Linked DNA regions of Mus musculus: region 2 is linked to region 1. Evidence: chromatin loops called from intact Hi-C (ENCODE). Cell type or tissue: heart. All regions are shown on one strand. Each heading gives the region's core, and the rest is flanking DNA. Links, peaks and the distances in the headings are about the cores only.

The links. Hi-C counts contacts between places; a loop is a spot of excess contacts. Peaks named below come from ENCODE experiments on the same cell type or tissue, not always from the same donor. Only the 100,000 strongest peaks of a DNase experiment are listed, where the experiment ranks them.
Region 2: it touches region 1 in a loop (9-fold over the local background); 12 of 42 quality-filtered maps call a loop at or near these places.

What each region holds. Positions count from the first base shown.
Region 1 is chr8:43,574,568-43,583,530 of GRCm38, reverse strand. It overlaps Adam26a (a disintegrin and metallopeptidase domain 26A (testase 3)), which reads left to right and starts at 6,824. Exons shown (of 2, transcript NM_010085.3): 1 at 6,824-6,981. In heart, for the core only: no CTCF peak of the experiment used is centred there; no DNase peak of the experiment used is centred there.
Region 2 is chr8:43,517,902-43,526,864 of GRCm38, reverse strand. It overlaps Adam26b (a disintegrin and metallopeptidase domain 26B), which reads left to right. Exons shown (of 2, transcript NM_001009547.2): 2 at 4,745-7,001. The coding sequence starts at 4,902. The coding sequence ends at 7,001. Among named protein-coding and RNA genes, the nearest start is that of Adam26b, 5.8 kb to the left of the region's middle. In heart, for the core only: no CTCF peak of the experiment used is centred there; no DNase peak of the experiment used is centred there.

The sequences.
Region 1 (8,963 bases), core at 617-8,616:
ACAGCCACAAGAACAGAATGCCACCTCTAACAACAAAAATAATAGGAAGCAACAATTACTTTTCTTTAATTTTTCTTAACATCAATGGATTCAATTGCCCAATAAAAAGACATAAACTAATAGACTGGCTACACAAACAGGATCCAACATTTTGCTGCTTACAGGAAACCCATCTCAGGGAAAATGACAGACACTACCTCAGAGTGAAAGGCTGGAAAACAATTTTCCAAGCAAATGGTCTGAAGAAACACTTGAGTAGCCATTCTCTTTTTTTTTTTTTTTTTTTTTTTTTCGGGGGTGTTAACAATCAAACCTGGGACCTCTGGAAGAGCATCCACTGCTCTTACCCACTGAGTTATCTTTCAAGCCCCATGTAATGGAGTTTTATTACAACAATAGAATCTCTACTTAAGTCACCCTGGAGAGATGAATTCGTTTCGACTTTATAACAACTTGAAGGCATTGATTTTTACCTGTATTCTACTTTTTTCAGATGAATATGTCTAAAATAAGAAAAAAGTCTAGGTTTCCCTCAGGTTGAATGAGCATTGAATAGCAGAGTCTGGTTTAGGATGAGCCACCCACCATGGTGCTCACTGCCTTTGCCTGTGTTCCCACTGCTGTTGTTCCTGGGACAGAACTGACTCAGATCAGGTGACAATAAAGATTGGCTGTTTGGATAAAATGGTACCATGCACTCCAGACATTTCTAACCATGCCCAATTCCCCAAAAACGACTCTGAGACAATTATTTATGAGTAAATGCCTAGGTCACAGGCTTAGGGTTGTTCCTCAACTAGCTCATCACTTATATAACCTGCTTATGCTATTCTATCTATGTGTGCTACATGGCTGGTTACCTCTCCTGAGTTTCATACTGTGCCTCCTTGGAGTCACCCTGGAGAATTTTCTCATGCTTGACTTACTCCCAGAATTCCTTTCTCCCTACAAGAACTCCCACCTTCAGTTTTCTACCTTTTGGTTTTTTTTTTCTTTCCATTTTTTATTAGGTATTTAGCTCATTTACATTTCCAATGCTATACCAAAAGTCCCCCATACCCACCCACCCCCACTCCCCTACCCGCCCACTCCCCCTTTTTGGCCCTGGCGTTCCCCTGTTCTGGGGCATATAAAGTTTGCGTGTCAAATGGGCCTCTCTTTCCAGTGATGGCCGACTAGGCCATCTTTTGATATATACGCAGCTAGAGTCAAGAGCTCCGGGGTACTGGTTAGTTCATAATGTTGATCCACCTATAGGGTTGCAGATCCCTTTAGCTCCTTGGCTACTTTCTCTAGCTCCTCCATAGGGAGTCCTGTGATCCATCCATTAGCTGACTGTGAGCATCCACTTCTGTGTTTGCTAGGCCCCGGCATAGTCTCACAAGAGACAGCTACATCTGGGTCCTTTCAATAAAATCTTGCTAGTGTATGCAATGGTGTCAGTGTTTGGATGCTGATTATGGGGTGGATCCCTGGATATGGCAGTCTCTACATGGTCCATCCTTTCATCTCAGCTCCAAACTTTGTCTCTGTAACTCCTTCCAAGGGTGTTTTGTTCCCACTTCTAAGGAGGGGCATAGTGTCCACACTTCAGTCTTCATTTTTCTTGAGTTTCATGTGTTTAAGAAATTGTATCTTATATCTTGGGTATCCTAGGTTTGGGGCTAATATCCACTTATCAGTGAGTACATATTGTGTGAGTTTCTTTGTGAATGTGTTACCTCACTCAGGATGATGCCCTCCAGGTCCATCCATTTGGCTAGGAATTTCATAAATTCATTCTTTTTAATAGCTGAGTAGTACTCCATTGTGTAGATGTACCACATTTTCTGTATCCATTCCTCTGTTGAGGGGCATCTGGGTTCTTTCCAGCTTCTGGCTATTATAAATAAGGCTGCTATGAACATAGTGGAGCATGTGTCCTTCTTACCAGTTGGGGCATCTTCTGGATATATGCCCAGGAGAGGTATTGCTGGATCCTCCGGTAGTACTATGTGCAATTTTCTGAGGAACCGCCAGACAGATTTCCAGAGTGGTTGTACAAGCCTGCAATCCCACCAACAATGGAGGAGTGTTCCTCTTTCTCCACATCCTCGCCAGCATCTGCTGTCACCTGAATTTTTGATCTTAGCCATTCTGACCGGTGTAAGGTGGAATCTCAAGGTTGTTTTGATTTGCATTTCCCTGATGATTAAGGATGTTGAACATTTTTTCAGGTGCTTCTCTGCCATTCGGTATTCCTCAGGTGAGAATTCTTTGTTCTGTTCTGAGCCCCATTTTTTAATGGGGTTATTTGATTTTCTGAAGTCCACCTTCTTGAGTTCTTTATATATGTTGGCTATTAGTCCCCTATCTGGTTTAGGATAGGTAAAGATCCTTTCCCAATCTGTTGGTGGTCTTTTTGTCTTATTGACGGTGTCTTTTGCCTTGCAGAAACTTTGGAGTTTCATTAGGTCCCATTTGTCAATTCTCGATCTTACAGCACAAGCCATTGCTGTTCTGTTCAGGAATTTTTCCCCTGTGCCCATATCTTCAAGGCTTTTCCCCACTTTCTCCTCTATAAGTTTGAGTGTCTCTGGTTTTATGTGAAGTTCTTTGATCCATTTAGATTTGACCTTAGTACAAGGAGATAAGTATGGATCAATTCGCATTCTTCTACATGATAACAACCAGTTGTGCCAGCACCAATTGTTGAAAATGCTGTCTTTCTTCCACTGGATGGTTTTAGCTCCCTTGTCGAAGATCAAGTGACCATAGGTGTGTGGGTTCATTTCTGGGTCTTCAATTCTATTCCATTGGTCTACTTGTCTGTCTCTATACCAGTACCATGCAGTTTTTACCACAATTGCTCTATAGTAAAGCTTTAGGTCAGGCATGGTGATTCCACCAGAGGTTCTTTTATCCTTGAGAAGAGTTTTTGCTATCCTAGGTTTTTTGTTATTCCAGATGAATTTGCAAATTGCTCCTTCTAATTCGTTGAAGAATTGAGTTGGAATTTTGATGGGGATTGTGTTGAATCTGTAGATTGCTTTTGGCAAGATAGCCATTTTTACAATGTTGATCCTGCCAATCCATGAGCATGTTCTCTTTTTTCTTTTTTCTTTTTTTTTTTTTTTTTGCGGGGGGGGGGGGGTGTTGATACAGGGTTTCTCTGTATAGCCCTCTCTGTCCTCAAACTCAGAAATCTGCCTGCCTCTGCCTCCCAAGTACTGGGATTAAAGGCATGTGCCACCAGTGCCCAATATTGGGGAAGGTACCCAAAAAAGACAAGGAGGGGCACTTCGTACTCATCAAAGGTAAAACCTTCCATGATGAACTCTCAGTTATGAAAATTTATGCTCCAAATGCAAGGGCAGCCACATTCATTAAGGAAACTTGACTAAAGCTCAAAGCACATATTGAACCTCACACAATAATAGTGGGAGACTTAAACACCCCATTTTCCTTCTAGATACTGGAAACAGAAACTAAACAGAGACACATTGAAACTAACAGAAGTTATGAAAGAAATGGATTTAACAGATATCTACAGGACATTTTATCCTAAAACAAAAGGATATACCTTCCTCTCAGCACCTCATGGTACTTTCGGATAGCATTTGAATTGTAAATGAAGAAAATATCTAATAAAAAAAGAACAAAACCAACCAAACAAACAAACAAACAAAACAAAAACAGAAATGAAAAAGAAGGAAGAGGAGGAGGAGAAGGAAGAGAGTTGAAGAGGAGGAAGAAAAGGAGCATAAAGAAGAGGGAGAGGAGGAAGAGGGAGAGGAGGAGTAGCAAGAATCAAAGAAGAACATCTTTATGAGCTAAACTTCCAGATGTACCCCACTTTCAACAGAAAAATTTTAAATACTTTCAAATTCCATCTTATCCCAGTCACAATGGACAACACTAATAAAAGAAAATATAGCACTTGCTAACAATAAAAAGGTAATGAGAAAAATTATTTACTACTGGTAAGAGTATAAACTAGTCTGGCCACTAAGGAATCAGAATAGGGATTCCTCACAATAAGAAAAGAGATTTACTCCAAGGTATATCTGTCTGAACCTTGAGCATATAACCAAAGGACTCAACACTTCACTGGAGGGATAATTACTCATCCATGTTCACATCTTCCCTATTCATAACAATCAAAAAGGGCAAGGAGCCCAGATGACCATCATTTGATTACAAGATAATAAAATGTAGTACATTTAGACAGTGGATGATTATTCAACTATTAAGAAACCTGTAATTTGCATATAATTTGATAGAGCTAGAAATAATCATTCAGAGGAAGGTAAGACAAACTGCATATTTCTCTTAGAAGTAGATGTTACTATTTTGGGTTTAACTATTTATATTTCATTTATGATACACACTGAGGTTAGCTGTCTAGTAAGGAATGAGGGAGCAATAGAAGATCTTCCCAGGGAAAAAATTATATAATATACAATTACTAAGAAATGAAGAGAATATTAGAGCAGAATGATTAATAGTGATGGATGATGGGACGACTGCATAAGGGAGAAATGTGAGAAGGAATATCTAGTAGCGAAGAAGTTAAGAAAGCCGTAAAAGCATGGGAATGAGTGTGTGTGTGTGTGTGTGTGTGTGTGTGTGTGTGTGTGTGTGTGTGTGTACAGAAAGAGAGAGAGAGAAAGAGGGAGAGACAGACAGACACAGATAGACCGAGACTGAGTGAGAGAAGACAGAGACAGAGAGAGGGAAAGGGGGGAGAGAAAGACTAGGAAAGTAATTTAAAAATATATACTATGTATAAATATTATAAACAAATCTATGCATACATATATTTTTAATGGAGTAGTGATTATAAAGTGAGAGACTATGCCACAACTTACACTACCTAATAAAACCTACAGTACCTAGAAATGGATTATGTCTTTTTAGCTGTGTACTGAAACCATCAATCCCTACAGGATATTGTAATGCTACTGGATATGAGCTACAACTAATGAAAAGACACTATTGACATTGATACCACATACGTATGGCATATAACATAGAGAAATCTAGATGATAGTAAACTGGAGACTTCAACCTTCAGGCAAGCTTTCATATATATCTTTAAAGTGCCTTATTTGCTTCCAGAATAAAGATGATAATAATCTTATCCAGATGTCACATAGCTATGCCAAGCTATAGTAATGGACTGCCTATAAGATATTTGTAGATTTAGTAATGAGAAGCATGGCAAGAATGTTCATAGGCTCACCAATTCCATTCCGATTGTATTTAAGTTAAACCTCACGATATGGAACCCATATTTCTATTATTTATGTTTAGACTAAGTCAGATGGCCTATGGGGATACCTAAAACTATTAGTCCACTTAATGAATATTATAAATAAATGACTTCTAATGACATATTGCTATACTCATAGATGAGACTATAACTCAGCTCTCAACAAAGAAGTTTCCTCAAGCAATGAATTGTGAATGACACAGAGACCACTCTGAACAATACACAGAAAATGAGAGACCTTGGAATGGTCTGTTCAAAATATAATGGTCCTTATCAAAATGCTCCCCTCAACACTTAGAGATTGGTATGGAAAAAGAAAGGTAAACATTCTATGAACCAGTTTAGATGGATGGTTAAGGAAACAGCATTTCCCAGACATAACAAGACAGACACAGATATTAATTCACAAAAACACAAATATTGAAAAAATGACCTGTTGATATTCACTCCACACAGCATCCCAACAAGAAAGAAAGGGAACATAAAGTCTCACCAATACATAAACATGATCAAACTATTTAGTATGAAAAAAAAATCGGATATGTCTGAAAAGTCCCACTCTGAGCTGGAAAACTTATATGCAAGTGATAAAATTGCAGGGAAAGGAAAAAATTGGTTTTCCTTAATAGAGTAAAACTGTATTCTAACCCCACTTACTCATTTGTGTGCACATATGATGATCACACATAATAGGCCAACAGTAAATGGAATCTAGGTTTTTCAGTGTTCGGTTTTGTCATTGTTGTTTCTTGTTATTTTGCTTTGTTTTAAGACAGAGAGAAAACATAAAGTTGAGTTAGAATGGGAAGATGGACCTGGGATGAGTTCCTGGATGGAAGGGAATGTACTAAAATAGAAAGTACAAAATTCTCAAAGGAAAAAAAAATAACCTGGAAGTTTCAATGGAGCACACAGGTAAGTCATAAGTCACCCAGAATTTAGCAGTATTAAACAGCACATAAACAAGTCCCCACCACTTTCTAATCAACTTATAAAATGCACTACTCCAAGATTGGTGTAGTCTCAGTTATTGGCTATTCCACTGCCAAAGAAATTCACACCTATGCTGGTTCTCAGCCCTCCTCTTCCAAATTCATCCCATATACTAGCTTGAATAGCAGTTGTATGACATAGACAATGCATCTACATGTGCAGGTGTTCAATGTCTCTGGGGAGGTTGTACTCAGTGATCTAAGAATGGTAAAACCAATGGCAGACATTTGAATTCTTAATAATATATTTTAAAAGAAGTGGAATTATTTTCCATAATGTTAAGTGCTTTGAGTATTCTTTATTATGGTCAATACTAAATAAAATGGAACAGTAATAATAAAATGAACATAACAGGGAGTTCTCATGGTTTTACAGTGTATGAGGAGAAATACAAGTTTGGAAATGAGATTTTCTCACACCAGAGACACCAGAGCGCAGCGTATAAGGAGAAAGAAGTTGGACTTACTGACATGAAAGTGGAAACCAAATAACTTTGGTTGATGTGGTAGAGGAACAATTGGGAAGAATCTCATGAGTTGCCAGGTTCTGTGAAAGGAGAGGCTTCTGTTGCTAGGCACATGAGTCTAGAACTTACTCCATGAGAGACAAGTGAAGGACTTATATTCTCTTGTGCATCCTCAAACAACAACCTTTGTTCCTGAGATAGGATGTAAAAATGTTTTATGAGCAAGACAATAACAATTAAAAGAACATGGGCATCACTCAACCTGAGGGTAAGCCTTTTGAACATTCAGTAAACAACAAAAGCACGAATAATTAGTAGTTGAACACATACAGAACTCAATATCTTGCAAATTTTTCATGCTTGGGGGTGACACTTATTTTCTTTAAATATTTCCACTCTCTTCTATTTTGTTCTAGTGACTTTAAAGTTTTTAGTTTGATTCACGACATCCTAAATTATTAGAGATCTTAGGTGGTAAATGGCTAGATATAAATTTGATGAGGTTGTAGGAGAAAAATCTGATGTTTGAGAGCCAAAATAAAATCTAGGCTGTAATAGTTGAACCAAATTATATATTCAAAAAAATTTATTTTTCCTCTCAAGTTGTGGATGCTAAAAAGCATTGTGTACAGTAATGAATGACTGAGCTTGCTCAATTTCTCAAGTGTGGTTTTTAACCAATTACTATATTTTGAGTCATTAATTTTGACATACTTTTCTTTTTGTGATTATTGATATCATTTTATTTGCTAGAGACTCTTACTTTCCTGCATCCCACATAGAATATTGTCCTTGCACTGCTAAGAACATACTGATTGAAGCATTCGTGGCGCTAGATGAACCTATTTATCAACTCTCAATCAGTTGTTGTACTTTTTTTCGTTTATTTTTTATTAGATATTTTCTTTATTTACATTTCAAATGTTATTCCCTTTCCTGAATTCCCCTCCAAAAATCACTTCCCCTATCCCTTTCCCCCGACCCCTGCTCACCAACCCACCCACTCCTGCTTCTTGGCCCTGGCATTCCCCTACACTGGAGCATAGAGTCTTCACAGGACCAAGGGCCTCTCCTCCCTTGATGACTTTATAGGCCATTCTCTGGTACAAATGTAGTGGGAGCCATGAGTCCCACCATCTGTACTCTATGGTCAGTGATTTACTCCCTGGGAGCTCTGGAGGTACTGGTTAATTCATTTTGTTATTCCACCTATGGGGCTGCAAACCCCTTCAGCTCATTTTGGGATCTATCTCCAGCTCCTGCATTGGGGACCCTGTGCTCAGTCCAATGGTAAGCTGTGAGCTTCCACTTCTTTATTTGTCAGGCACTGGCAGAGATTCTCAGGAGACAGCCGTATAACCCTCCTGTCAGCAAGTACTTGTTGGTATCCACAATAGTGTCTGGGTTTGTTGATTGTATATGGGTGGGGAGTCTCTGGATGGTCTTTCCTTCAGTCTCTGCTACACACTTTGTCTTTATAACTCCTTCCATGGGTATTTTGTTCCCCCTTCAATGTATCCACAGTTTGATCTTCCTTCTTGAATTTCATGTGGATAATGAATTGTATCTTGGTTATTCTGAGCTTCTGGGCTAATATCCACTTATCAGTGAGTATATACCATGTGTGTTCTTTTGTGATTGCGTTACCTCACTCAGGATGATATCCACAAGATCCATCCATTTGCTTAAGAATTTCATAAATTCATTCTTTTTAATATCTAGTTAGTACTCTACTGTGTAAATGTACCACATTTTCTGTATCCATTCCTCTGCTGAGGGACATCTGGGTTCTTTCCAGCTTCTGGCTTTTATAAATAAGGCTGCAATTAACATAATGGAGCATGTATCCTTATTACATGTTAGAACATTTTCTGAGTATATGCCCAGGAGTGGTGTTAGTGGGTCCTCGGCTAGTATTATGAACAATTTTCTGAGGAACCACCAAACTGATTTCCAGAGTGATTGTACCAGCTTACAATTCCACCAGCAATGGAGAAGAGTTCCTCTTTGTCTACAATTTCACCAGCATCTGAACTCACCTGAGTTTTTCATCTTAGCCATTCTGACTGGTGTGAGGTGGAATCTCAGGGTTGTTTTGATTTGTATTTCCCTGATGACTAAGGATGTTGAACATTTCTTTACGTACTTCTCAACCATTCAGTATTCCTTGGTTGTGAATCCTTTGTTTAGCTCTGTGCCCCATTTTTCAATACGGTTATTTGGTTCTCTGGAGTCTAACTTCTTGAGTTC
Region 2 (8,963 bases), core at 636-8,635, 57 kb after region 1:
GTATCCACAATAGTAGTGTCTGGGTTTGGTGATTGTATATGGGTGGGCAGTCTCTGGATGGTCTTTCCTTCAGTCTCTGCTACACACATTGTCTCTATTACTCCTTCCATGGGTATTTTGTTCCCCCTTCAAAGTATCCACAGTTTGATCTTCCTTCTTGAATTTCATGTAGTTAATGAATTGTATTGTGGTTATTCTGAAATTCTGGCCTAAAAACCACTTATCAATGAGTGTATACCAAGTGTGTTCTTTTGTGATTGGGTTACCTCACTCAGGATGATATCCTCAAGATCCATCCATTTGCCTAACAATTTCATAAATTCATTCTTTTTAATACCTAGATAGTACTCGACTGTGTAAATGTACTGCATTTTCTGTATCCATTCCTCTGTTGAGAGACATCTGGGTTCTTTCCAGCTTCTGGTATTATAAATAAGGCTGCAATAAACATAATGGAGCATGTATCCTTATTACATGTTGGAACATCTTCTGATAATGCCCAGGAGTGGTGTTAGTGGGTCCTCGGCTAGTATTATGTACAATTTTCTGAGGAACCACCAAACCGATTTCCAGAGTGATTATACCAACTTACAATTCCACCAGTAATAGAGAAGAGTTCCTCTTTGTCCACGACTTCACCAGCATCTGAAGTCACCTGAGTTTTTCATCTTAGCCATTCTGACTGGTGTGAGGTGGAATCTCAGGGTTGTTTTGATTTGTATTTCCCTGATGACTAAGGATGTTGAACATTTCTTTATGTACTTCTCAGCCATTCAGTATTCCTTGATTGTGAATCCTTTGTTTAGCTCTGTGCCCCATTCTTCAATACGGTTATTTGGTTCTCTGGAGTCTAACTTCTTGAGTTCTTTGTATATATTGGATATAAGCCCTCTATCAGATGTAGGATTGGTAATGATCTTTTTCCAATGTGTTGGTTGCCATTTTGTCCTATTGACAGTGTCCTTTGCCTTACAGAAGCCTTGCAATTTTATGTGGTCCCATTTGTCGATTCTTGATCTTAGAGCATAAGCTATTGGTGTTCTGTTCAGGAAATTTTCACCTGTGCCCATGTGCTCAAGGCTCTTCCCCACTTCACTGTATATGTAATGTATCTTGTTCCTTAATTGTTTTTTCAAAATAGTAATACACTAAAGATACAAGACAAGAGAGAAAGAGAAAGCTCGTTTGGTAAAATGAATGTTGCAAAGGAATACAGACATGAGAAGAAATCACCAAAACCTATGTGAAATATTTATTAGTTGACAGTGTTTGAAATGGCAGCCATAGAAGCAATCCCAATAAAATCAGGGACTAGACAAGGCTGCCCCACTTTCTCCCTACCTATTCAATATAGTACTTAAAATCCTGGCCAGAGCAATTCCACAACAAAAGGAGATCAAGTGGATACAAATTGGAAAGGAAGAAGTCAAAATACCACTATTTGTAGATGATATTATAGTATACATAAGTGACCATAGAAATTCCATCAGAGAACTCCTAAACCTAAAAATCAGCTTCAGCACAGTAGCTGGATATAAAAGTAACTCAAACAAATCAGTGGCCTTTCTCTACACAGAGGATAAGCAGGATGAGAAAGAAATTAGGGAAACACCACCCTTCACAATAGCCACAAATAATATAAAATACCTTGGTGTGACTCTAACTAAGGAAGTGAAAGATCTACATGACAAGAACCCCAAGTTTCTGAAGAGAGAAATTGAAGAAGATCTCAGAAGATGGAAAGATCTTCCATGCTCATGGATTGGCAGGAATAATATAGTAAAAATGGCTATCCTGCCGAAAGCAAGCTACACATTCAATGCAATCCCCATCAAAATTCCAACTCAATTCTTCACTGAGTTAGAAAGGGCAATTTGAAAATTCAACTGGAATAACAAAAAAACCTAGGATACAAAAACTCTTCTCAAGGATAAAAGAACCTCTGGTGGAATCACCATGCCTAACTTCAATCTGTACTACAGAGCAATTGTGAAAAAAACTTCATGGTCTTGGTACAGTGACAGACAGGTAGATCGATGGAATATAATTGAAGACCCAGAAATGAACCCACACACCTATGGTCACCTGATCTTTTACAAGGGAGCTAAAACCATCCAGTGGAAAAAAGACAGCATTTTCAACAAATGGTGCTGGTACAACTGGCAGTTATCATGTAGAAGAATGTGAATTGATCCATTCTTATCTACTTGTACAAAGCTCAAGACTAAGTGGATCAAAGACCTCCACATAAAATCAAGGACACTGAAATTTATTGAGGAGAAAGTGGGGAAAACCCTCAAAGATATGGGCAAAGGGGGAATAAAATCCCTAAACAGAACAGCAATGGCCTGTGCTGTAAGATCAAGAATCTACAAATGGGACCTCATAAAATTGCAAAGCTTCGGTAGGGCAAAAGATACGGTCAATAAGACAAAAAGGCAACCAACAGATTGGGAAAGAATTTTTACCAATCCTAAATCTGATAGGGGACTAATATCCAATATATACAAAGAGCTCAAGAAGCTGAAATCAAAAAAATTCAAATAACCCCATTAAAAGAAGGGGTACAGAGCAAAACAAAGAATTCTCAACAGAGGAATACTGAAGGGCTGAGAAGCACCTGAAAAAATGTTCAACATCCTTAATCATCAGGGAAATGAAAATCAAAACAACCCTGAGATTCCACTTCACACCACTCAGAATGGCTAGGATCAAAAATTCAGGTGACAGCAGATGCTGGCAAGGATGTGGGGAAAGAGGAACACTCCTCCATTGCTGGTGGGATTGCAAACTTGTACAACTACTCTGGAAATCAGTCTGGCGGCTCCTCAGAAAACTGTACATAGTACTACCAGTAGATCCAGCAATAACTCTCCTGAGCATATACCCAGAAGATGTTCCAATATGTAATAAGGACACATGCTCCAGTATGTTCATAGCAGACCTATTCATAATAGCCAGAAGCTGGAAAGAACCCAGATGTCCTCAACAGAGGAATGGATACAGAAAATGTGGTACATTTACACATTGGAGTACTACTCAGCTATTAAAAACAATGAATTTATGAAATTCTTGGACAAATGGGTGTATCTGGAAGATATCATCCTGAGTGAGGTAAACCAATCACAAAAGAAGTCACTTGATGTGCACTCCCTGATAAGTGGATATAAGCACAGAAATGTAGAATACCCAAGATAAAACTTCCAAAACACAAGAAAATTAAGAAAGGAATAAAATATCCATGGAAGGAGTTGCAGAGACAAAGTTTAGAGCTAAGACCAAAGGATGGACCATCCAGAGACTGTCCCACCTGGTGGTCCATCCCATAATCAGCCACCAAACACAGACACTATTGCATATGCCAGCAAGATTTTGCTGAAAGGACCCTGATATAGCTGTCTCCTGTGAGGCCTTGCCAGTGCCTGGCAAATACAGAAGTGGATGCTCACAGTCATCTATAGGATGGAACACAGGGCCCACAATGTAGCATCTAGAGAAAGTACCCAAGAGCTAAAGGGGTCTGCAACCCTATAGGTGGAACAACAATATGTGCTAACCAGTACCCCCAGAGCTCGTGTCTCTAGCTGCATATGTATCAGAAGATGGCCTAATTGGCCATCATTGGGAAGAGAGGACCCTTGGTCTAGCAAACTTTATATGCCCCAGTACAGGGGAAAGCCAGGGCCAAGAAGTGGGAATGAGCAGGGGATAGGGGTAGGGGAGCAGGGCGGGGATGAGTGTATAGGGGACTTTTGTGATAGTATTTGAAATGTAAATGAAGAAAATATCCAATAAAAAAAGGAAAAAAATAAGAAATGCCAACCATGAGATGACAGAAATATGCAGGTATTTAAGGCTTGCTGGTGAGCAATTCTTCCCTCTTTAGAGAAAACCATGTCAGTGATCGCCTCTGTGCTGAGAAACAAGGTGAATGATGGCCTAGGAGTGAGATCCAAAACTTGCTGTAGGCTTCTCTAAATACAGACAGAAATGCACACACAAACACATATATACAGAGACACATATACACTCATGCTTATATGCATACACACATTCTTATAAAAGCACAAAAATGTAATAAATATATGAAATACTAAGCTTTAGTAATAATTGCACTAACGAGATGCATAGCTCTTGAAGACTAACCAGCCAGGATGAACTGTGACCTTTCCACAAATATCAACATGTACATGAGGTTCATGATAACACTATAGTTCACACTCACTTACAGCAATATGAAAACAAGCATATGAAAAGAGAAAAATGACAAAAGTTTTCTGCCTGAGAGAAGTTTCTGACTACCAAAGAAATGATAAGAGTAAGACAGAAAGAAACAGTCAAGTGTGCTCAGGAAGCAGGACAGTGATTGAGGAGAGTAACAATTTCCATGACTCTGTTTATAAAACCAATGGCATTCTTAAAATATACAGTTACTGTTGTGGATAGGGTGAAATTAGAATATTCTGAAACAATGTATAGATAAGGACAATTAATTAAAATGTTTCAGTATATTAAACTAGGAGTGCTTTAGAAATATATTTACAATCACTCCTTCAAGTGTAGAAATATATTTACAGAAGTGTATACTACAAAATTAAAGGAAAAATAGAACTGCATTGTTTAAACATCTTGGAAAAAAGATTAATTGATTTTAACACATTATCTGCAGTTATGCCATCTAACTTAACTTGACCATGATTTACCAATGGCTATATTTGCCCTTACTTGTGTCTGTTTCTTTTAGCCCTGCCTCTATTATGACTCAACCATGTCAGAAGACACCAGTGCTGCCTGCAACCACACAAAGTGAGGACTGGGACACCAAGAACTTCTCAAACTCCTCCTTGGCTCTCTAATAGGATATAGTGAGTGGGGCTAAGGTCCTGGTCCATAAAAGGAACATGTTCCTTAAGTTCTGCCTGTGGACGATGTTCTTCTTCTCTGCATGGTCACCAATTGGGCATGCTAAGTACAGTAGCCTTCCAGAAGTAGTGACACCTTTAAGGGTCACTGTCACTAGAGGAAATAATACTTCACCAGGTTGGCTGTCCTATAGCCTGAACATTGGGGGGCAGAGACACATAATCACTATGAAACCCAAGAAAAACTTGATGTCCAGAAACTTAATACTATTAACTTATACTCAGCAAGGTGATCTCCTTGAACAACGCCCTTTTGTGCCGAATGACTGCTATTACCATGGCTATGTGGATGAAGACCCAGAGTCCCTGGTCATTCTCAACACCTGTTTTGGGAGCTTGCAAGGCACACTAGAGATAAATGGCACAACTTATGAAATCATGCCCAAGAGCTCAACGTCAACATTTGAACATCTGGCTTACAAAATGGACAATGGGGATTCAGAACCATCTCCCATGAGATGTGGGTTATCAGAAGAGGAAATAGCACAACAAAGGAAGCTACGAGAACGCAATGCCCCCACACTTTTACAAATTCCCCATGAGAATTGGTGGACCCACCACAGGTTTATTGAATATTTTGTAGTAATAGACCATAAACAATACGTTCATAGAAATAACAATATCACAACTTGTATTCAAGATATGTTGCAAATAGTCAATGGAGTAAATGGTTATTATCTTCAAATAGATACTGATGTGGTTTTAACTGCTCTTGAAATATGGAATGAAAAAAACTATATCAATGTAGAACTCAGTATATTTAAAGTCCTTGGTGATTTCTGTACTTGGAAGCAAAACATGTTTGGCAATCGCATTAGACATGATATCATACACCTTTTAGTCAGACAGGGATATGGTTTATATTTAGGGTTAGCTTATTTAGCTGACGTTTGTACACCTTATAATTGTGGAGTTAGCAGTTTCCTTTCTGATGTAATGTCAGACATGGCACACATTGTAGCACATGAGATGGGGCATAACTTGGGTATGAAACATGATGGAATTGGATGTACTTGTGGGTTAAAAGACTGTCTAATGGCCCCATATAAAACAAATTCTCCAAAATTCAGCAACTGTAGTTATGAAGAAATGTATTCAGTTGTTACCAAACGAAGTTGCTTATATGATATTCCAGAAGCACTAGTAACAAACCTGACCGTGTGTGGGAATAAGGTGGTTGAAGAAGGAGAGGAGTGTGATTGTGGGAGCACTGAATCCTGTTTACAAGATCCTTGCTGTAGCAGCGACTGTGTTCTCAAACCTGGTGCTCAATGTGCTTTTGGACTTTGTTGCCAAGATTGCCAGTTCCTTAAAACAGGCACTGTGTGTAGAGAAGAGAAAAATGAGTGTGACCTTCCAGAGTGGTGCAATGGAACTTCAGCTGAGTGTCCAGGAGATGTGTATAAAGCAGACGGAATCCCTTGCAGTGGTGAGGGCTATTGCTATAAAATGGAATGTCATCAACGTGATGAGCAGTGTCGGAAGATTTTTGGCAATGGAAGTAGAAGTGCAGATGAAATTTGCTACATGGAAATGAACAGACGGGGTGACCGCTTTGGGAACTGTGGCAATGATAGCTCTAAGTATAAAATATGCGAGCTCGCGGATGTACTCTGTGGGCGAATTCAGTGTGAGAATGTGATACAACTTCCCCAAAGGAGAAACCATGAAACAGTGCATTATACTCACTTCAGTAATGTCACCTGCTGGACTATGGACTATCATTTTGGGATCACCATAGATGATATTGGAGCTGTGAGCGATGGCACAGCTTGTGCTCCATACCATATATGTGTTGACAGAAAGTGTGTCAGCAAGTCTGATCTGGTAAGTAACTGTACAACCAAGTTATGCCATATGCAAGGAGTCTGCAACAATAAAAACCACTGCCATTGTACTAACACATGGGAACCACCAGACTGTCAACTACGTGGCCATGGAGGTAGTTTAGACAGTGGGCCACCTCCATTGCATGTCCCAAATTCTAGTTGGGCTTTTTACTTCATTAGTTTTTTTACTATTTTATTGGTTATCACAATTTCTTTAGTTGGCATAACCAAGAGGGTAAAAATGAATTAATCCCTAAAATATGCTGTGCAGGACTCAGCATTAACTCAAACAAGTCAATGGCCTTTCTCTACACAAAGAATAAACAGGCTGAGAAAGAAATTAGGGAAACAACACCCTTCTCAATAGCCACAAATAATATAAAATATCTCGGCGTGACTCTAACGAAGGAAGTGAAAGATCTGTATGATAAAAACTTCAAGTCCCTGAAGAAAGAAATTAAAGAAGATCTCAGAAGATGGAAAGATCTCCCATGCTCATGGATTGGCAGGACCAACATTGTAAAAATGGCTATCTTGCCAAAAGCAATCTACAGATTCAATGCAATCCCCATTAAAATTCCAACTCAATTCTTCAACGAATTAGAAGGAGCAATTTGCAAATTCATCTGGAATAACAAAAAACCGAGGATAGCAAAAACTCTTCTCAAGGATAAAAGAACCTCTGGTGGAATCACCATGCCTGACCTAAAGCTTTACTACAGAGCAATTGTGATAAAAACTGCATGGTACTGGTATAGAGACAGACAAGTGGACCAATGGAATAGAATTGAAGACCCAGAAATGAACCCACACACCTATGGTCACTTGATCTTCGACAAGGGAGCCAAAACCATCCAGTGGAAGAAAGACAGCATTTTCAACAATTGGTGCTGGCACAACTGGTTGTTATCATGTAGAAGAATGCGAATCGATCCATACTTATCTCCTTGTACTAAGGTCAAATCTAAGTGGATCAAGGAACTTCACATAAAACCAGAGACACTGAAACTTATAGAGGAGAAAGTGGGGAAAAGCCTTGAAGATATGGGCACAGGGGAAAAATTCCTGAACAGAACAGCAATGGCTTGTGCTGTAAGATCGAGAATTGACAAATGGGACCTAATGAAACTCCAAAGTTTCTGCAAGGCAAAAGACACTGTCTATAAGACAAAAAGACCACCAACAGACTGGGAAAGGATCTTTACCTATCCTAAATCAGATAGGGGACTAATATCCAACATATATAAAGAACTCAAGAAGGTGGACCTCAGAAAATCAAATAACCCCCTTAAAAAATGGGGCTCAGAACTGAACAAAGAATTCTCACCTGAGGAATACCGAATGGCAGAGAAGCACCTGAAAAAATGTTCAACATCCTTAATCATCAGGGAAATGCAAATCAAAACAACCCTGAGATTCCACCTCACACCAGTGAGAATGGCTAAGATCAAAAATTCAGGTGACAGCAGATGCTGGCGAGGATGTGGAGAAAGAGGAACACTCCTCCATTGTTGGTGGGATTGCAGGCTTGTACAACCACTCTGGAAATCAGTCTGGCGGTTCCTCAGAAAATTGGACATAGTACTACCGGAGGATCCAGCAATACCTCTCCTGGGCATATATCCAGAAGAAGCCCCAACTGGTAAGAAGGACACATGCTCCACTATGTTCATAGCAGCCTTATTTATAATAGCCAGAAACTGGAAAGAACCCAGATGCCCCTCAACAGAGGAATGGATACAGAAAATGTGGTACATCTACACAATGGAGTACTACTCAGCTATTAAAAAGAATGAATTTATGAAATTCCTAGCCAAATGGATGGACCTGGAGAGCATCATCCTGAGTGAGGTAACACAATCACAAAGGAACTCACACAATATGTACTCACTGATAAGTGGATACTAGCCCAAAACCTAGGATACCCACGATATAAGATACAATTTCCTAAACACATGAAACTCAAGAAAAATGAAGACTGAAGTGTGGACACTATGCCCCTCCTTAGAAGTGGGAACAAAACACCCATGGAAGGAGTTACAGAAACAAAGTATGGAGCTGAGATGAAAGGATGGACCATGTAGAGACTGCCATATCCAGGGATCCACCCCATAATCAGCTTCCAAATGCTGACACCATTGCATACACTAGCAAGATTTTACTGAAAGGACCCAGATGTAGCTGTCTCTTGTGAGACTATGCCGGGGCCTAG